Linked DNA regions of Homo sapiens: region 1 is linked to region 2. Evidence: read pairs that join two places in POLR2A ChIA-PET (ENCODE). Cell type or tissue: Panc1. All regions are shown on one strand. Links, peaks and the distances in the headings refer to the core of each region. The heading gives the core; the rest is flanking DNA.

Evidence for each region. ChIA-PET counts read pairs that join two places held together with the same protein. Peaks named below come from ENCODE experiments on the same cell type or tissue, not always from the same donor. Only the 100,000 strongest peaks of a DNase experiment are listed, where the experiment ranks them.
Region 1: POLR2A ChIA-PET joins it to region 2 with 5 read pairs; 4 of 35 experiments call an interaction of 5 or more read pairs at or near these places.

The regions. Positions count from the first base shown.
Region 1 is chr1:203,992,470-204,001,837 of GRCh38, reverse strand. It overlaps LOC105371689 (a long non-coding RNA gene), which reads right to left and starts at 5,052. Exons shown (of 3, transcript XR_922443.4): 1 at 4,996-5,052. RefSeq lists an enhancer at 4,738-5,301. In Panc1, for the core only: no CTCF peak of the experiment used is centred there; a DNase peak (open chromatin) is centred at 3,067.
Region 2 is chr1:204,093,875-204,105,302 of GRCh38, reverse strand. The region is part of intron 1 of SOX13 (SRY-box transcription factor 13); the gene reads right to left. Among named protein-coding and RNA genes, the nearest start is that of SOX13, 26 kb to the right of the region's middle. In Panc1, for the core only: no CTCF peak of the experiment used is centred there; no DNase peak of the experiment used is centred there; H3K27ac peaks cover 908 bases.

The DNA of each region.
Region 1 (9,368 bases), core at 1,439-5,438, 100 kb after region 2:
TTTTTAAACTTTTGTTATATTTACATCTTCCCTAAACTCTTAACACATTCCAGCATCAATTCTAAAGTCCATAGTCTCATCTAAATATCATCTAAATCAGATATGGGTGAGACTTGCAGTACATTCATCCTCAGGCAAAATTCTTCTCCAGCTGTGAGCCTGTGAAACCAGACAAGTTACATACTTCCAAATACAATGGTGGACAGCCATAGGATAGACATTCCCATTCCAAAAGGGAGAAACTGGAGGGAAGAAAGGGATGATGATCCCAAGCAAGTCCAAAATCTAGCAAGTCAAATTCTACTAAATTTTAAGCCTGAAGAATAATGCTCTTTGGCTCAATGCTCCGCCTTTCAGACCCACTGGGGAGTCTGTCCCACATTTAGGACCTACTAGGGAAGCAGTCTCGCCTCCACAGCTCTGCACCCACAGGGATTTACACCCTCAGGGCTCCACAGTGTGGCCCCACCCACAAGGCTTCAGTCAGTGGCTGTCTGGCCACTTGAAACTGAGGCAATCACCCCCCCACTTTGAAACCAAGGAGGCAGCCCTGATGGTATCTGAATCACCTTTGAGGTCATTCTTCACTTTACTTGCAGAATAAGGATCTAAGAAGTCCAATAGCCTTCTTTCATTTCATCTTGTTTTCTCTTTCCACTTTATTTGGTTCAAACTGTCAGTGTCTTTGCTGGTATAATTCCATCTCTATTCCTGGCTTTTGCTAAGATGGTTGATGAAGTTTATGAGTCTTACTCATGACCTCTTTATCAAATAGTTTTAGTTTCAGTTTTCTTTTCAGAATAAGCTTTTTCTTTTTTCTTTCTTGTTTTTTTTTTTTTCAGTATGGATAGACTTTCCCAAATCCTCTATTTCTGGTTCCTTTATGCTTAACAATTCCTTCTTCAACTAATTTCTCTCCTTTCCCATTTTGCTGTAAGCAGTCAGGAGGAACAAAGTTGCTCCTTCAATACTCTGCTTAGAAATCTCCTTGGCTAAATATCCAGTTATATTGCTCACAAGTTCTACTTTTCACAAAACCCTCTTTAACCAAGTTCTTCACCACTCTATTTATTTATTTGTTTTTGATACAGAGTCTTTCTCTGTCACTCATGCTGGAGTGCAGTGGTATCATCTTGGCTCACTGCAACCTCTGCCTTCTGGGTTCAAGCAATTCTCATGCCTCAGCCTTCCAAGTAGCTGGGACTACAGGTGTGTGCTACCTCACTCCACTAATTTTTGTATTTTTAGTAGAGATGGACAAGGTTTCACCATGTTGGCCAGTTTGGTCCCAAATTCCTGGCCTCAAGTGATCTGCCCACCTCAGCCTCCCAAAGTGCTGGGATTACAGGCGTGAGCCACCACACCCAGTCTTCTTCACCATTTTATAACAGGTTTCCTTTGCTCCAGTTTCCAGTAACATGATCCTCATTTCTGTCTGACATTTCACCAGAATTACCCTTAACATCTATGTTTCTAGTGTGCACTTCAAAAATCTTGCAGCTTCTACCCATTACCCAGTTCCAAAGCCACTTCTACATGTTTAGATATTTGTTACAGCACTACCTCATGTCTCACTACCAAAAAAATGTATCAGCCAGAGTTCTCCAGGGAAACAGTACAAACAGTGTGTGTGTGTGTGTGTGTGTGTGTGTGTGTGTCTGTGATGTGAGAGAGAAACAGGGCAAGAAAGAGGTATTAGGGGAATTGGTTCATGTGATTATCGAGGCTAAGAATTTGCAAAATCTGCAGTCAGCAATCTAGAGACCTAAGACAGCAATGGTGTAGTTCTAGTCCAAGTCTGAAGGCCTGAGAACCAGACAGCAAGTGGTGTAAATTCAAGTCCAAAAGTCAAGATTGAGACCCACAAAGAGCTTATGTTTCCATTAGAGTCCAAAGGCAGAAGACCAATATCCTAGCTCAAGCAGTCAGACAGACAAAATTCCCTTTTACTGAGCATTTTTGTTCTATTCAGGCTTTTGACTGAATAAGGCCTACCCATATTAGGGAAGAGAATCTGCTTCACTCAGTCTTCTGATTCATATGTTTATCTCATCCAGAAATGCTTCCACAGGCATGCCCAGAATAATGTTTGACCAAATGTCTGGGCACCTCATGTCCCAGTCAAGTTGACACATAAAATGAACTATCATAGTAATCATTCAAGAGAGGTAATAATAGATTATTTAGACCTTTTCCTCAACAGTCTTTGATTGAGTATATACTAAGTGCAAAGTCCCATTCCCAAGGCTGTTTCATGCAAATTTAATTCTGTTCCATATGATTTTATTCCAACCATGGAACTGACTGTTACCACAGATAGTAAGCTCATGTCCACCGAGGTCTTTCTGTAGTTGCCAGCTGGATGGCCTAGTCTGGCTCATGGTTTCTAAGATTCTAGGTGATGGATGGTGATAATGTTATAAAACAGGTAGTAGTTTGGGGAAGGCAGGGAGGCAGTAGCTGTACTAGACCAGTTGTCTGTGTCTTCAGGAGCATATGGATTACCTGGGGAGCTTGTTAAAATGCAGATGCTGATTCAGGAAGTCTGAGATTCTGCATTTCTATCAAGTTCTCAGGTGATGCTGATGCTGCTGAGCCAGAGACAACATTTTGAGTAGTAAGGTATTAGATGAGCTTTAAGGTCCCTTCTGATTCTCTAAATTCAGTCCAATTCAGCAAGTGTTCATTAAGAACTCATTGTGTACCATGATGCCATGAAGTAGCCAATAGAGGTATGAAAGTGTTTTCTGCCTTCAAAAAGCGAACTTATATTTAGAAAGCTGGACAAATATCCAGCCTGGCCAACATGGTGAAACCCCGTCTCTACTAAAAATACAAAAATTAGCTGGGCATGGTGGCAGGTGCCTGTAATCCCAGCTACTCGGGAGGCTGAGGTGGGATAATCACTTGAAATTGGGAGGCAGAGGTTGCAGCGAGTTGAGATCATGCCATTGCACTCCAGCCTGGGCAACAAGAATGAGACTCCATCTCGAAAAAAAAAAAACAAAAAAACAAACAAACAAAAAAAACACTGGACAAATAGCCACAAGTCCCACAGATTACACAATGACTCAACCTTCTGGGTCAACCTGAGTGTCTAGACTCAGGACAGCATTGTGCTTGAAAATTTTTTTTTTTGAGACGGAGTCTCACTCTGTCGCCAGGCTGGAGTGCAGTGGTGTGATCTTGGCTCACTGCAACTTCTGCCTCCCAGGTTAAAGTGATTCTCCTTCCTCAGCCTCCTGAGTAGCTGGGACTACAGGTGCATGCCACCATGCCCAGCTAATTTTTGTATTTTTATTTATTTATTTATTTATTTTGAGACGGAGTCTGGCTCTGTCATCCAGGCTGGAGTGCAATGGCATGATCTCGGCTTACTGCAACTTCCGCCTCCCAGGTTCAAGCGATTCTCCTGCCTCAGCCTCCCCAGTAGTTGGGACTACAGGTGCATGCCACCACGCCCAGCTAATTTTTGTGTTTTTAGTAGAGAAGGGGTTTCATCATGTTGGCCAGGATGGTTTGGATCTCTTGACCTCGTGATCTGGCCGCCTCAGCCACCCAAAGTGCTGGGATTACAGGCATGAACCACCATGCCCGGCCTAATTTTTGTTATTTTTAGTAGAGATGAGGTTTCACCATGTTGGCCAGGATGGTCTTGATCTCTTGACCTCGTGATCCGCCTGCCTCAGCCTCCCAAAGTGCTGGGATTACAGGTGTGAGCCACAGCACCTGGCCAAAATTTTTATATAAATGCCTTCCCAAGAAATTTGGTCTCTTTTTTTTTGAGGAAGTCAGAGAACTGAAATTTAGTAGTTTAGCCACCTAGCAAAATAACCTGAATAGAATAGTAATATGGAGAAGAAGACCAGCTAGACGAAAAACTGTAAAGTTTATCTAAGCCCACGGGGGCAGCCATAGTGGGCTAAGATACTGAGAAAACTAAGAGTACACCAGCCGTATGCACAAGGGGGCCCTGGGAAAGGACACCTCTGACTCAATGTTCTAGGGTCAGAGTTCCTCTAGGGAGGAACACAGGGGAGATACTTGGTGGGGAATAGCAGCACTGTGGATGAAGATCATGGACACCCCTGTGGGAGTGGCCATCAGGCCTAAGGAAGGGCCAGTGCATACCAGTCTTTTCCCAAGCTAGGACTAGTTTCCCCGATCTCTTAGGTTCATCTGGCAGTGGCGGAGGTGGGGAGGGAAGTTGGGAGCTAGTCAAGGGGCTGGTAAAACTACAAACAAGAATGGGAGAAAGCAGTGGCTATGGGGGTAGAGTGGGGAACACTTGTGGGCACAAAGGAGGAAGGGGTGGAATGACAGGGTGGACCCCTTATGGCCTTGGCTATTATGTATGTGAATAGCCAAGCAACAGGCAAAACCTTTGCTAAGCAGGGCTTTTTATAGTCACTCACTCAGGCTGGTCTTGTGATTTGGGGCAAGGGCAGAATCCACTGCCCTGATGATCCTCCTCGCACACCTCAGTTCTCAGCCCCACTGGCCCAGCCCTAATCTCCACTCTACTAGCTTCCCTCCATGGAGGCCCTGATAAGATTGAGGGCAACTGGAAGCCCAGATAGAGACCCTCCCCACTTGGTCTCTTCCCAACACACACACACACACACACACACACACACACACACACACACACACACCCCTAACCAGGCCAGAGACTTGAGCTCAGACTGCCTGGAGCTGGTGGGGGCTGGAAAAAGGGGAGGGGGGAGGGAAGGAAGAGAAGAATCAAACAGAAACCTTCTCATCTTTCTATCAGCAGCCATGCAAGGAATATTGTTCAGCATGGCACAAAAGCGGCACTGAAAATAGCTGCAGCCAGAGTGGGGCTGCCAACCACTGCCTGAGATAACGTCTACTTGGAGACACTGGTGTCTTTGTGGGGCTGTCAGTGTCCCTATTGTTCCCGAGCCTATTGCCTGGGGAATATTGTTCCCAGCTTTTGTCTCCCCCGGCTCACTTTTGTTTGCCTTTACTTACCATTTCATTCCCGCTCCCTTTGTGCTCTCCCATTCCCTCCTTTGTCTCTCCGTCTCTAAGCCTGCCTGTGGCTGTGGATTGGTGCCCAGGGAGACAATAGGCCCTACCCCCTCCCAACCTACAGCCCCACCCCGAACCACACACACCTCATAGTTCCATCCTGCTTCTCCTTCTCCCAAGTGGCACCCAAGATGTCCCAAAGGCAAGAGAGCCTTGAGGGAGGGTGGGCTTCAAGCAACCCACTCCCCTCCTGGTGACAAGGCAGAAAGGCCATTGGAATATTTGGTTCCCAGAGGAGGTCTGAAATGTCTGATGTGGGTCCCTGACTCTTTCAAGATCTCTCTATTTTTTTTTTTTTTTAACAAATTAGGTTTTTGGTCCAGTCAAAGGAATAAGGACAAGCTCATGCTCCACATCCCCCAAACCCTCTTTCAAGTGCCCAGCATGCACTTCTCTGACCAGGGCACTCCGTTTTCTTCCCCCTCCCTGTCAGCCTCAAGGATCAAAGCAACCTCTGTTTATTTGCACATTCAAATCCAGACTGCCTCCAGTAACTTGACCCAGTCAGGCGCCAGGATGGTGCAAGAAAAGCCCCGCCTGCACCCTCCCCATCCAGCAGCGCTTTTGGCTGAACTGGGTAGAAAGGGGACAGGAGTCTCCTAGGGTCAGAGTAGGGAGTGGAAGAGGAGTAGGCAGTGAGGAAAATTAGACTGCCAATCCCTTCAGAATGGCCTCTGGGTCCTCTCACCTCAATGATGGGGGGAAACTGAGGCATCAAAAGAGATTTAGAGGCTGGCACGGTGGCTCACGCCTGTAATCCCAGCACTTTGGGAGACCAAGACAGGCGGATCACTTGAGGTCCAGAGTTCGAGACCAGCCTGGCCAACATGATGAAACCCCATCTCTACTAAAAATACAAAAATTAGCCCAGCATGGTGGTGGGTGCTTGTAATCTCAGCTACTTAGGAGGCTGAGGTGGGAGAATCGCTTGAACCCGGGAGACGGAGGTTGCAGCAGTGAGCTGAGATGGCGCCACTGCACTCCAGCCTGGGCGACAGAGCAAGACTATGTCTCAGAAAAAAAAAGAAAAGAAAGAGAGAGAGAGAGATTTAGAAAACACAGCAGTCAAACCCGGAGCTTGCTTGCCAACCCAGAGCATAGGCAGGTGTCCAATCCCAGTCCTGTAGAGAGATTCTTCTCAGTTCTAGCTGGGAGAAGAAAGGCACCAGGTAGTGCTTAAGGGGCTGGGTTGACTTGTAGAAAATGCTTTTTCTTATACTTCCCCTGTCTTTCTGCCTCACTACAGATGGGAACAGCGATTGGAGAGTCGAGGAAGCTTTTACTTTGGTGGGAGGCTGGCTGGGAGCAGGGATGTAGTCTGAAGCCAGAGAGGAGGCTCTACTCTCTCATTGTTCTAATTCCAAGGACAATGGGAATATTCTCCAGAGAGTCATTGTTTGAAAAGCTGGAAATTGGGTAGGGGATTTCCGGAAAGTTTGAATGGAAGCCAGGCTTGGCTGTGAGGAGACCAGAGGAGCAAGAAGGGAAAAAGGAAGGGAAGGAGGCCGTCTCTGGCTTCAGAGAAAAGTACTACTGGGCCCTGAGGACAAATCTGCCCTCCTGATTTCATGGCTATCAATCCCAGGCTACCCATTTTTTGTTCTGATTCTTGCTCCACCCGTCTCCTCTATCTGCCTTCTCTAGCCAAGATCAGTTTAGATTCTTAATACTCTTCAAGTAGAAAGAGAAGCAAAAAACTTTGTCCCTGCCTTGGAAGCAAGAATTGAGTCTGATCCACCTTTGCAACTCTAGCCCATAGCGCAGAGCCCAGAGCATATGCAGAGCTTCGTAAATGTGCAAAGAATGGATTCATGAAGACATTGTGGACTCTTGATCTCAGAAAGCCACTTTGACTATCCCTGAACTTCTGGTAGGGTGGGTATGGAACTGAAGGTTTGAGGTGAGAAAAATCTAAAGGTGAGGGATAAGATTCTGGGATAGATGAGGCAAGTGGTGCGGAACGTGGGGTGCAATTAACAGACAGCAATGACACAGCAATGCAGAACAATATTTGGCCTCTAGAACAAAATCCCCTGCCTCAATCCTCTGTACTCTTCCCACTCACCGTATGTAGTCTGAGCTGTCTTTCAAAGATATAGAGGTGATCACTTTTTGGCTCTGTGTAAAACCACTGGTGGCTTCCCGCTGCCTTCAGTTACTTGTAAGGCACTAAAATGGAACTCTTCAAGGACAGGGCAATCTTGATTGTTCCTGTATTCACCACAGGTAACTGGTGCCTGGCCAGCGCTATAGGCACCCAGTAAAGGTGGAATTGAACTAACTGAGAAGAGTGTGAGTCAATGTTGCCAATTCTACAGTGGTTCCTGGATGGCATTTCAAGTTAGCTACCTTCAATGATTTTGATGGTGAGTGTTTTATCCATTTTACAGTTATTGATATGATCTTTGAAAACAGCCAAGGGCCATGAAAATAAAAACATTTACATTTCTTTTTAAAATTGGTACAGCACTTGGGAGGCCAAAGGTGGGAGGATCACTTGAGGCCAGAAGTTCAAGACCAGCCAGGGCAACATAGCAAGACCTTACCTCTACAAAACACTTAAAAATTAGCCAGGCATGGTGGCATGCACCTGTAATCCCAGCTACACAGGAAGCTGAGGTGGAAGGACTGCTTGAGCCCAGGGGTTCCAAGTTGCAGTGAGCCATTATTAATTTTTTTTTTTTTTGAGACAGAGTCTCGCACTGTCACCCTGGCTGGAGTGCAGTGGCACAATCTCGGCTCACTGCAACCTCCGCCTCCCAGGTTCAAGCGATTCTCCTGCCTCAGCCTCTTGAGTAGCTAGGATTAAAGGTGCCCGCCACCACGCCTGGCTAATTTTTTTGTATTTTTAGTAGACATGGGATTTCACTATGTTAGCCAGGCTGTTCTCGAACTCCTGACCTTGTGATCCGCCCGCCTCGGCCTCCCAAAGTGCTGAGATTACAGGCGTGAGCCACCACGCCCAGCCTTGCAGTGAGCCATGATCATGCCACTGCACTCTAGCCTAGGGAACAGAATAAGACTCCAACTCAAAAAAAAAAAAATTGAGTCATATCTCATCTAACTAGAATATGGCTGAGAACAAGGACGTAAGCTAATATAGGCTGCAGACTAATCAAAAGCAATGGCATAAAGAAATATATTCCATTTATGTGAGATAACAAAGTATCTCCCTTACAGCTAGAGATGGCCGAAGAAATATATGTGGAAGAGGTAGAGCATCTGGAAACTTTAAAAGGGGCTAACTCTGGTGGTAGGCATATCTTTTCACCCTTCTCACTTTCCTCTTTGTCCTGTCTGGAATGTAGTTATGATCAGCCAGGCATGGCGGCACGTGTAAGAGGATCACTGCTTGAGCCCAGGAGTTTGAGTCCAGCCTGGGCACGTAGCAAGACCTCATCTCTTAAAAAATAAAAAGAACCAGCAGGGCACATTGGCTCATGCCTGTAATCTCAGCACTTTGGGAGCCCAAGGCAGGTGGATCACAAGGTCAGGAGTTCGAGACCAGCCTGATCAACATGGTGAAACCCAGTCTCTACTAAAAATACAAAACTTAGCCAGGCTTGGTGGCATGCACCTGTAATCCCAGCTACTCAGGAGGCTGAGGCAGAAGAATTGCTTGAACCTGGGAGGCAGAGGTTGCAGTGAGCCGAGATCGCACCACTGCACTCCAGCCTGGGTGACAGAGCGAGACTTCATCCCAAAAAAATAAAAATAAAAATAAATACATAAATAAATAGAACCTGGTCATGATCACTGGATCTCCAGCAGCCATCTTGTGACCACAAAGGGCCACTGAGTTTGAAACTTTTGTGTTAAGGAAGGCCAAACAGAAAAACAGAAAGTGCTTGAGCCCAGATGACTGAGGAGCCCACAATACAAGCTTCAAATTGCATACCTCTGAAGTTTTTTATACAGGGCGAGAAAAGCTTTTATTAGATTAAGTCCTTTAATTTAGGCCTTTGTTATTAGAAGTCAAGTACAATGCCTCACTAATGAAGTACATGAGTTCTATCAATAAAGAAATACATTTCTATATCATCTCTTTGTTTGCTGAACTAGTTGGAAAAAGAAAAGGAATCATAAGAGATATTCCATTGTTTGCTAGAGCACGTGAGTAATCCTGTGGGTTTTGAAAGTGAAGTCACAAGCTGAGTTTGGAGGCAGGAGCTATAGACATAGAGACAGTACATCTGTTCTGTGCAGTGAAGCAGGAGGAATCATTCTGAGTAGCGTAGAGCCCAAGCAACAGGCAAAATATTGCTATAGATGTGTATATGGACATTGGAATCAAGTGGCAGCTTACAGCCAGA
Region 2 (11,428 bases), core at 4,258-8,257:
TTCCTCTGTGGTCTTATCTCACCCAAGTGAGCATCCTTAAGAAGTGAAGACCTCTAAGGAGAGGGCTCCAGCCATCTTCGCCCTTGACATGCAGAGCCTTGAGTCTCAGCTTGTGCCTACCAGGCCCCGAGGCCCCCAAATCCAGCACCTGAGACAAGGTATAGAGAGGCACCCGCCTCCATGGAGGGACAGTGGCTCAAAGCATGGCGCTTATATGACAAAGCCCGCTGCAGGTGCCGATCCTCTTCCTCTCTCCTCCCCACAACCAGCCCTGTCACGGCCCCTCTGAACCCCACCAACCCACAGGCGCACACAAACCTAGCCCCTTTCTGCCCAAAACAAATCACCAGCCACTTCCTCTTCTAACCAGTCAACAACTGACCCTGTTGGATTGGAATCAAAGGAGTTTTTACTGTCAGTCCTTCCTCCCTCCACAACGACAGCCTTCCCCCACCCTACAAAAAATATCTAGATGAAGATAAAGATAGAGATAAATTCCAGTCATCGTAGCATGACGGGTGACTCAGACCCTGGGGTACAGGAAGCCTGAACAGACAGGCAGACCCTCTGAGAGGGCCAATGGCTACACTTCCCCGCTGGGCACACACTAATCCCCCTCCACTGCTGGCTCCCACTCCCAAGCTTGCTCTGAGTGGGTGGTGCCAAGGGGCATCACCAGGGAAAGAGATCCATGCAGCAGGGGTGGGGCAGGGCTTGAGTCCCAGGGGAATGCCACTTCCTCTGAAAGCCCCCAGAGAGCTGAGAACCTCAGGCTGCCCTAAACAATAGGCCAAGGCGTGGGTGCCCAGAACAGTGCCCCGGTGCCACATCCTGCCATTCTTCTCACAGACCACACCCTGCCACCCTTCCTGGCTACACCCGATCCTATCTCTAATGTTTACTCAGAGCTGGGAGCTGGACTGGCTGCAGGCTTGGGACAAAGCTTTCCTGCGAGTCCCTCTCACCCTTTCCAGCCTCTGTGAGCCCTGGGGGGTATCAGATCCAGGGCACGGCCGGTCTGGTCTAGCCCAGCTCAGGGGGGCCACAGCCAACACTCCCTCGGCTGTTTCCAGGCTGGTCAGGGTGGCATTCACCTGGTAGAGTGGCCAACATCAGACAGAGGCTGGGTCAACTCCCAAGCATGGGAGAAGAGGCACTTCCCCACAGCACCTCAGGTACAGAATCACAGTCCAGCCTGAGCTTCTGTGGCTGCCGGGACTCAGCTGACCCTGGCCCAAGGGCACAAAGGAAAACAGTGGCCAGGGAGAGACTGTAGCTGTGATGTTCCCACCTGGTCCTCAGGCCTCAGAGGCACCTGAGTCTTCTCCCAACCCAGTGAGTGGGTCGAGAAAGAGACAGATGGGACTGCTTGAAAGCGCCATTGAGGCTCCCAGTGTGATGTGTGCCTCCAGAAGGTCCCAAACCGAGAAGAGGTCAACAGTGTCTCTAGGAGGCCCTTCTCTGGAGGCCTTCCTGCCTCTAGAACCCAAGCCTGTCTCCAGGTTCTCCTGCACCCCAACAGTGCTAGAAGGCAGGGGTAGGCCTCATCCTTGTTTCCCAATGGCAAGGCCAAGCCTGTGTCCTGGACAGGTGAGCACATCTGGCTTCCTGCAGGGACAGTGCCCAGCCTAGGGCTGGGAGATGCAGAAATTGTGCAGCTGAGGCTGACTGGCCATGTCAAAGGCCCCTTGGGGGATAGCCCTGAATACTGACCAAAGGAATGGGAGGCAAAAAGCAAGCATGCAATGCTACAGCACTTACTTGGCTGCAAGCACTAAGTGAAAGGCTCTTCATTCACATTCCTGCTTAATCCTCACAAGAACACTACAAAGACTAAGGCTCGGGGGCTAGAACGTCCTACTGAGGGCCCAGCAGAAGTAGCATTTGAACTCAGGCCTCGCTGATGTCTAAATCCACATCCTTTCATTTATCAGCTGATGCCCTGGCCACTCTCCTCGGTGCAAAATAACAGGCTCTGGTCCAGCAGAGATAGAATGGCCACTGTCTTCACCTCTTACAGGATTGCAGTTGTTTCTGACTTGAGTCATAGCCAAGGAAAACTTAGTCAAAAGAAACCCAGGCAGCTCTGGCAAGTTGGGGGAAAGACTTCACCTCTCAAAACCCCCATTTCTTCATGTGTAAAATAGAGATTCCAAGAACTATTTTGTGAGTAAGAGATAAGGTATAATTACAGAATCTGGTACAGAATATATGTTCAGGGAAGGAGGTAAGGAGAAAGAGCCCTAAAGCAGGAAGGAGTCCCTCTCCCTCCCTGCCCCCAGGGCAAGGGGGAGAAGGACTCACACCCTATTCTCCTCCCCAGCCAGCCCAGCTCTTCCGGAGGCAGGTGGGTGGGTGTGATGACCCAGCATTGCTGGGAGGCATCCTGGTGTGGCTAATGGAAAAAGGACTTTGTCACATGGACCTGTGTCTGAAGACTGGCTCTATTATATACCACTAGATGTGTGGCCATGGGGAAGTTTCAGTTTCTCTATCTCTAAAATGGGAACAAATAACACCTACCCCATAGAGATAGAGAAGACTGAATATGATGGTGTTTGTGAAAATCAAAAAAATGTTTGCTCCCTGACCCACCGCCACCCCCTTCCCCCACATGGTCAAACAAGCAGAAGACATGCACCTGCAGAACACCAGGGCCCGCCACCCTCTTCCTCCTCCATCTGCTCCATGTAGGTCTCCCTCCCTAGCCTAGGTTATCAGTTTTCTGAATGCCCTGTTGATGTCCCCAACCACCCTGGAAGCCCCAGCAGGTGCCCCACAGTGCAAACAGGCGGAAAGGCTACAAATCTGCCAAGGAAGCCCCACATTCGCAGCGCCACCGCTTATCTGGCCAAGCCACGGTGCCTTCCCTTCCCCGGCTGATGACACAAAAGCTCTGCAGAACTCATGAGCTCCCTCATTTCCTCTGGAGCCCACAAGGGTGAAGTGCTATATCATTAACCCTTGCGTTCTCCTGCCAACCCCAGAGGGAGAGGAAGGTGGGGACCATAGGGATGACTACAGACAGCGGAAAGGACAAGCGCAACTAGTCTGCAAACAGCCATGTTTACCCGCCAGGCTGATGAAATCTCACCTTTGCCAAACACTCCTTCTCCCAGTACTGGGGTGGGCTGGGCATTATCGGCTTTTGCTTTGTGACAAGTCTAAGCCATGTAGACTAAGCCCTCATAGTACATGGTGAAATGAGGCTCTGGGAGACACGCAGCATTGGTTCAAACCCAGCATCCGTCTTAACTAGCCAACTAGTTTAACTCTCTCAGCCTCACCATGTTGCCCAGGCTGGTCCTGAACTCCTGGGCTCAAATGACCCTCCTGCCTTTATCTGTAACTGGGGCAAATAGTAATATATACTCACTAGTGGGGTTTCAAAGAGTAAACGAGATAACACAGGCAAAGCCCAGTGCCTGGCACACAGCCGTGATGAACAACTGTAATGGGCATTTTACCATTGTCATCTAGATTAGGAGGTGAAGGGTGGAAAATTGGGAAGCAGCTGGGCTCTAGGTAGCCCAGTGAATACTTGAGACTTAACCTCTTTACACCTCAGATTCATTGTCTGAAATGGGGGCTAACAATACCTACCTCTTATGCTTGCTAGAGAACTGATAAGTTATTATATAGAAAATACTTAGCCCAATGCCTGGCACAAAGCAGATTGGCACTTAGTATTGTGGTGGCTGAATGAAGGACTGTGTTTCCAGGAAACCTCTACCAGCCAGACCACTCAGCCCCAAACCAGTATGTTTCCAAGGCCTCCTGCCACTTTTTTTTTTTTTTAAATAAAGAGGGAATCTCGCTATGTTGCCCAGGCTGGTTTGAACAGCTGGGCTCACGTGATCCTCCTGTCTCAGCCTCCCAAAATGCTAGGATTATAGGTGTTAGCCACCGCGCCCAGCCATCTAAGGCCCTTCTTAAATGCATTTCAAATATCAGCCTCTACCCATCTGTGAGCCCACAGCCCACTCCCAAAGTGGGCACTTCCACACAGCATCCTGGGATCCCAAGGGCTCAGGAAAGGTTTCTCTCCCCTTCCCACCTCAGGCACCCAACTCATTGCAGAGGCAGGAGAAATGGGTCCACGATCCAGATGGGTAAGTGGTACAAGAAAGGAAGAGAAGTCAGTAAATTTCATTCACCCAGAAAGCCACCAGGCAGTGTTGACAGGAGCACAGCCTTGAATGCAAACAGTCAGCAAACAACTTTGGCCTCCTCCTCTCCTCCCTGGGATTGTCTCCCTAACACTCCAGAAAAAATATATACCTTGACAGAAGGTCTAGGGGCTCCCTAAGAGATTCAAGCATCCAGCTCCCAGCTTGGCCAGCCCTTGAGGAGGTGAGCAGCAGCTCTATGATCATGGCAGCCAAGGCTCTAGGCCAGACTGGCACACCGGCCTCCCGTTGGCACAGCCCGCTTAAGCCTAAGGTGTCCCCCATCCCAGGGGTTCTTGGTGGAATGACACTCATGCCTCATGTAAGCCTAATCACCACCAGCTCCCCTAACACAGGCTCGCTCATCGGACACCCCAGTTTAGCAGCTCTTCCTCAGGCAGCATTCATTCTTCCAGTGAACAACGCGTTCCGTTCTTTTTCTCTCCAAAGGCTGCGTTTCCTCTCCCATTATCTACCCTATCGTCAGCCAAGCCCGCCACTAAAGCAAGTTTTCTTTTTCGATTTTGTTATTTCATGGTCCTCTTTATTTATGGGTGGCTGTTTGTTTTTCCTGGCTTTGGCGCCTTTTCAATAAGGGCAGGGAAGGAAGGGGAGAAGCAGCTTAATCTACTATAATGCTCATCAAACAATCCCCAAAGCAGCCAGCTTTCACCCCAATCTGCCCAGCACCCCGCTTTCCATCACCAGCACCCTTTGGAAACTGAGGCAGGACCACATCAACCAAGACTTGGCAAAGGGGTAAGATGAAATACAACCCAGGAAGGGATCCTGACACGTGGAACCCACAATACTAATAATAGTAATGAATAATGGTGACATTCAAGACTATTTAGCAAGGGAGTCATGGGCACTGACCAATCCACTGAGGCTCTTGGGACAATCAGATGAATTGGCAGTTGCCAGCCACAAACAACTGGCTGAGTCACACTAGTATGTGGTGAAAGACCCCAATTATGGCTAACTTTACTTTTTAGAGATGGGGTCTCACTCTGTCACCCAGGCTGGAGTACAGTGGCACAATCACAGCTCACTACAGCCTCTCAACCTCCCAGCCTCAAGCAATCCTCCCACCTCAGCCTCACAAGTAGCTGGAACTACAGGTGCATGCCACCATGCCCAGCTAATTCATTTTTTATAGTGACAGGGTCTTGCTATGTTGCCCAGACTGGTCTTGAACTCCTGGCCTCAAGCTATCCTCCTGCCTTGGCCTCCCAAAATGCTGAGGTTATAGGCATAAGCCACCATGCCCAGCCTATGGCTAACGTTTATTGAGCATTTACTATGTGCCAAGCACTGTTCGAATCACTTTTACTTATATTAATTCATTTAATCTTCATAATAATCATCTGAAGTAGATCATATTATCATCTCCACTTTACAGATGAAAAACCTGAGATGCCGACTGGGCGCAGTGGCACACACTTGTAATCCCAGCACTTTGGGAGGCCGAAGTGGGAGGACTGCTTGAGCCCAGGAGTTCAAGACCAGCCTGGGCAACATGATGAAACTCCATCTCAACAAAAAATACAAAAATTTGCCAGGTGTGGTGAGGCATGCCTGTAGCCCAAGCTACTCGGGAGGATGGCTTGAGCACAGGAGGTTGGGGCTGCAGTGAGCCATGATCATGCCACTGCACTTCAGCCTGAGCTACAGAGACCCTGTCTCAAAAAAAAAAAAAAAAAAAAAAAGCCAGAAAAAGACACTGAGACACCAACATGATTTGAGCCCAGGCAGTCTAGCATCAGAATCCACCTCTCAGTCAGACCATAGGAATCAACTACTTACATGCTAAGCATAATCTATAAGGATTTAGCCTTTTAATTCCTTCATTAGTCCTGTGAAATAGCTACTATGAGGACACAGAGGCCTAAGGAGGCTAAGCCATTGCCCAAGGTCATAGCCAGTGAGTAGTGACCAAGAAACTGAACCCAGAGACTGGCTAATGAGTCTCTTCTTTTAAGTGTTGGATTATACTGGCTTCTCTTCTACTAGTCAGAGGTCCCAAGAGCCATGGAAGTTTATCTCCTGGAAACCCCACTGTCCCACCTCTGCTGGGCCAGTGCTGCTCCCACAATGGAAGTCAAGGGAACCAGGCCCTTGGCCCTGGTACGGATGATGCAAGGGAAGTAATAGTCAACCTGGGGCAGGAAAACCCCTGGTTTCACAGGCTACAAGCTTCGCTCACTCCTGCCAGCTATGCCAAGGGACCAGGTGAACATGGGTGAAGAGCTCAATGGAGCCTGCCTGCGCCACTTGCAGAGACAAGGTGACTCAAGGCCAGAGTCCTACCCACGGTATCTTCCCCATGAATGAGGCTTCTCATGAACAAAGGCAGCATTCTGGAGGGCTCCAGGCTGCCCAGACCCTGACTCCCCTTACATTCATCACCCCTCTGTGTTCTGGCCAGTCCTCCCCACCACCTAACCCCACACCTCCCTGTTAGCTTCGCATTCATTCCTGAACTTTCAATAGCATCAAGCAGAGCTGAGTGTTCAGTAGACCCTGGCAACACATATGCCTAATGAATAGTCGTAGTCACTCTTATTTTATCAGTTTTTTCCTAAATATAAAAGGAGTGTGTGCTTACTGTAGAAAATCAGCAACAACAACAACAACAACAACAAAATTTTTTTTTTTTTTGAGTCTCGCTCTGTCACCCAGGCTGGAGTGCAGTGGCACCATCTCAGCTCACTACAACTTCTCTGCCTCCCCGGTTCAAGCAATTCTCCTGCCTCAGCCTCCCGAGTAGCTGGGATTACAGGCATGCGCCTCCACGCCCGGCTAATTTTGTATTTTTAGTAGAGATGGGGTTTCTCCATGTTGGTCAGGCTAGTTTCGAACTCCTGACCTCAGGTGATCTGCCCGCCTTGGCCTCCCAAGGTGCTGGGATTACAGGCATGAGCCACCGTGTTCAGCCAATCTGCAAAATTTTAAATAACATAAAGAAAACAGGTTGGGCGATGGTGACTCACATCTGTAATCCCAGCACTTTGGAAGGTCGAGGTGGGTGGATTGCTTGAGTTCAGGAGTTTGAGATCAGCCTAGGCAACATGGTGAAATCCCATCTCCACAAAAAATATGAAAAAATTAGCCAGGTGTGGTGGCACACACCTGTAGTCCCAGCTACTAAGGAGGCTGAGATGAGAGGATCACTTGAGGTTGAGGCTGCAGTGAGCCATGATCACACCACTGCACTCCAGCCTGGGCAACAGAGCAACACCCTATCTCAAAAAATAAATTTAAATTAAAATTTAAAAATAAGAAAACAATTTTAAAAATCACCCATTTCACATCCATCCAGGAGGTGGCCATTGACAACAATTTGGCCTATTTCTATCAAATCTTTTTTTCTGAAGGTGGTTTTGTTTTTCATTCATAAGCAAGTTTTTTTTTCTTTTCTTTTCTTTTTTTTTTTTTTTGAGACGGAGTTTCGCTTTTGTTGCATTCAGGCTGGAATGCAATGGCGCAATCTCGGCTCACTGCAACCTCTACCTCCCGGGTTCAAGTGATTCTCCTGCCTCAGCCTCCCGAGTAGCTGGGATTACAGGCATGCGCCACCACGCCCAGCTAATTTTGTATTTTTAGTAGAGACAGGGTTTCTCCATGTTGGTCAGGCTGGTCTCAAACTCCCGACCTCAGGTGATCCACCCACCTCGGCCTCCCAAAGTGCTGGGATTACAGGAATAAGCCACTGAGCCCGGCCTCATAAGCAAGTTTTTATATTTATTTTCTCCCACTTAATAGTACACATCAGCAGTTTTCATGTTACCAAAAACTGGATATTAAAAATTATTCATAAAGCCATATTTAATGGCTGCACATCTTCCACTCTATGGCTGCATCATGATTTCCTTTATCCCCATGCCCCGTGGTTGAAATGATTCAACTCTTCCAATTTCACATTACTGAAACCTCCTCCTGACCCCTAGGGACATCCACCCTCCCAACACCTCTGCCAGGTCACAGCCACTCTGCTGCTGTGACAGGAGGGAAGGCAGGGCCCCTAACAGTCAGTGGACCTCGCCCCTGCCCTCTCTTGATGGACTGGAGACAAAGGGGTTTAGGACAGAGAATGGAAGCCAGGATGGGGCTAGAAAGCCTGGGCCCAAGGGGCTCTGCAATGCAGAGGCACGTATCAGTGTTTCTCAGGCCTTGACTTCCCCCTTAAAAGATAAAAAGCACAGTGGATTTTCACTTCATACCCAAGAGGATGGCTATTATCAAAAAAAGAAGGAGAAAGAAGAAGAAAAAGAGAAGAAAGAGGAGGAGGAGAATTGGCAAGGATGTAGAGAATTTCTGATGGGAATGTAAAATGAAAAGTGGTATAGCTGCTGTGAAAAACAGATAGAAGCCTGGGCAACATGGAAAAACCTCATCTCTACAGAAAATACAAAAATTAGCTGGGCATGGTGGCTCATGCATATAATCCCAGCACTTTGGGAGTCTGAGGTGGGTGGATCACAAGGTCAGGAGTTCGAGTCCAGCCTGGCCAACATGGTGAAACCCCATCTCTACTAAAAATACAAAAATTAGCCAGGTGTGGTGGCGGGTGCCTGTAAACCCAGCTACTTGGGAGACTGATGCATGAGAATTGCTTGAGCCCACGAGATGGAGGCTGCAGTGAGCCGACAACCCACCACTGTACTCTAACCTGGGCGACAGAGCAAGACTCTGTCTCAAAAATAAATAAATAAATAAATACAAAAATCAGCTGGGCATGGTGGCATACACTGTGGTCTCAGCTACTTGGGAGGCTGAGGTGGGAGGATCGCTTGAGCCCAGGAGGTTGATGCCGCAGTGAGCTGTGATCATGCCACTGTACTCCAGCCTGGGAGACAGAGTGAGACCCTGTCGCAAAAAAAAAAAAAAAAAACGAAAGAAAGAAAAAGAAAAGAAAAGAAAAATATGATGGCGGGTCCTCAAGAAATTAGATATAGAATTACCATATGATCCAGCAATTCCACTTCTGGGGATATACCCCCAAAACTCATAGCAATATTACTCACAACAACCAAAATGGGAAACAACTCAAGTGTCCATCAATGGATGAATGAATCAACAAAGTATGATATATACATGCAATGGAATATCATCAGCCCTAAGCTGGAAGGCAATCTTGACACATCTACGATGTAGACAAATATTGAAGACATTATGTTAACTGAAATAAGCCAGGCATAAAAGGTCAAATATTGTATGTGTCTACTTATGTGAGGTACTTAGAACAGCTAAATTCATAGAGACAGAAAGTAGAATAGAGTTACAGGGCTGGAGTGAGAGAGGAAGGGGACGCTATTGCTTAATGGGAACAGAGTTTCAGTTTGGGAAGATGAAAAAGTTCCATGGACAGATGGTGGTGATGGTTGCAAAACAATGTGAATGGACTTAATGCCTCTGAACTACACATTTACAAATTGTAAATTTTACATTATGTCTACTTTAATCCAATTTTTTAAAAGATGGAGAGAACAAAAAACTGCTAATAAGTTATGCTTTCAGGGCATCTTTAATCTGCAGATGGACAGAGGCGAGACCATAAACATAGCCTCACTGACTGGTGAGGGGACAACATGGGGGCAGCAGGGCTGGAGAGCGGCTGCCTTGGGAGAGCCTGTGTTCACAAGGCCATAATTAACATCCCTAATTGAAGTGTCTAGAAGCAGCAAGACCCAGACAGTGCCAGACCTGCCCGACCAACTAGAAGGCCTTCCCTCACTGCCTCTAGAAACAATTAAAGGCTTCCATGCGCAACCCAGAGACAAGGTGTATTTAGGATTTCTCAGCAGGGAGTTCAAGGGACCCAGACGACAAGAAGATGGGGATAGAGAAAGAGATTTAGTCTTCCCCTAAAATCAGTTCCTCGACTTTCCTGGAAATCCTTTCCCCTCGGATGTCCATCTTAGAGTTGGCGGTTTCAAGGCAACTGAACTGACGCCTGTTTACAGAACAGCTCTGCCCCTGCCTTGCCGTACAACCCTGGGAGACTTACTGTACGGCTCAGGGCCGTGGAAGGAGGTTTACTCCTGATGCCCTCCCCGCCTGGAGAGGACACAGCACAATGGTCCAGACTGAAGCTCTAAACCAGAAGGTCTGCGCTCATAGAAGGGAGTGGCAGGACGGGGGCCACTTGGGAAGAGGAAGAGGAACTGGGCAGCCTTCCCAGTTTGCAGGGACTCATCCATTTGAGGTCACAGATGCTGGCTTCTGTGGGCCACCCAAGCCATCCTTTTCCTTTTCAATGAATGAATGACAGGCAAGCCCCAAAATCCCACTAGCCCTAAGGTTCATTTGATGCTTCCATTTTCTGATTTGGTGCTTTACTGGCAAAAATTATCCCAGTTCCCACTTAACCAACAACACATCACAGGGTTTGCTGTGTCTACAGGAGCTGCCCGTGCTCCACGGTGTGATTAAGAGTGCAGGAAGAGCTGATGGCAGCCCGCCCCAAGGGAGCCTTGGGGATTTTCTATGGAGACTGAAAAAGCCACCGGCATCTTTGTTCATCTCTGTCCAAAGAGGGAGACAGATGAGCATCCCTTCCTGGCCCTCTCTCTGCCCGCATTGGGCCATTAGAGCTCCCTGCAGTGCTTCCCTTCCCCCACTGCCTGCAGTCCTGACCCGAGGGAAGGGGGTCAACAATGGGGTCACTGAAGGTGCCCAGCTCAAAACCAGCTCTGTTGCTTAGGAAGAATTTAACCCTGTCCCTGCTGGCTCATGACTCTCCACCTTCACAGATCTACCTGTATGGAGGGGAAAAAATAATTGCAGAGAGGGTCTAGAAGGGCCCAGGTGAGAGGTCTGCGTGTGCGGTGGAAAGAGCAGAGGGCTCGAGTTTGAGCGTCAACTCTGCCACAAACTCAATGTACAATCTTGGGCTCATCTAAGTTCTCTGAGTCTCATCGTTCCCATCCGTAAACTGGCAGTCAAAATACATGTACCAGATCCCTAGGAGACTCGGCACAGTTATTTTCTAAATGTCAACACCCTTTACACACTTGATGGTTTATAAAGCCCCATACATGTGTAAGGGATTTTGATGCCTTTAACTCACTATGGGGCCTGGGACAAACCACTCAACCTTTCAGGTCTCAGTTTTTCCATTTGCACATGGAGTGAATTATTACTTCTTCTCTGAGAGACAAAAGTATAGGCAGGGGAGGGCTCCCAGGCCTTTGATGCAGTGGAAATAATAGTGTTGCTAAGCTTCTGATTTCCATGTTCGAGTTGTAGCCCAGGGC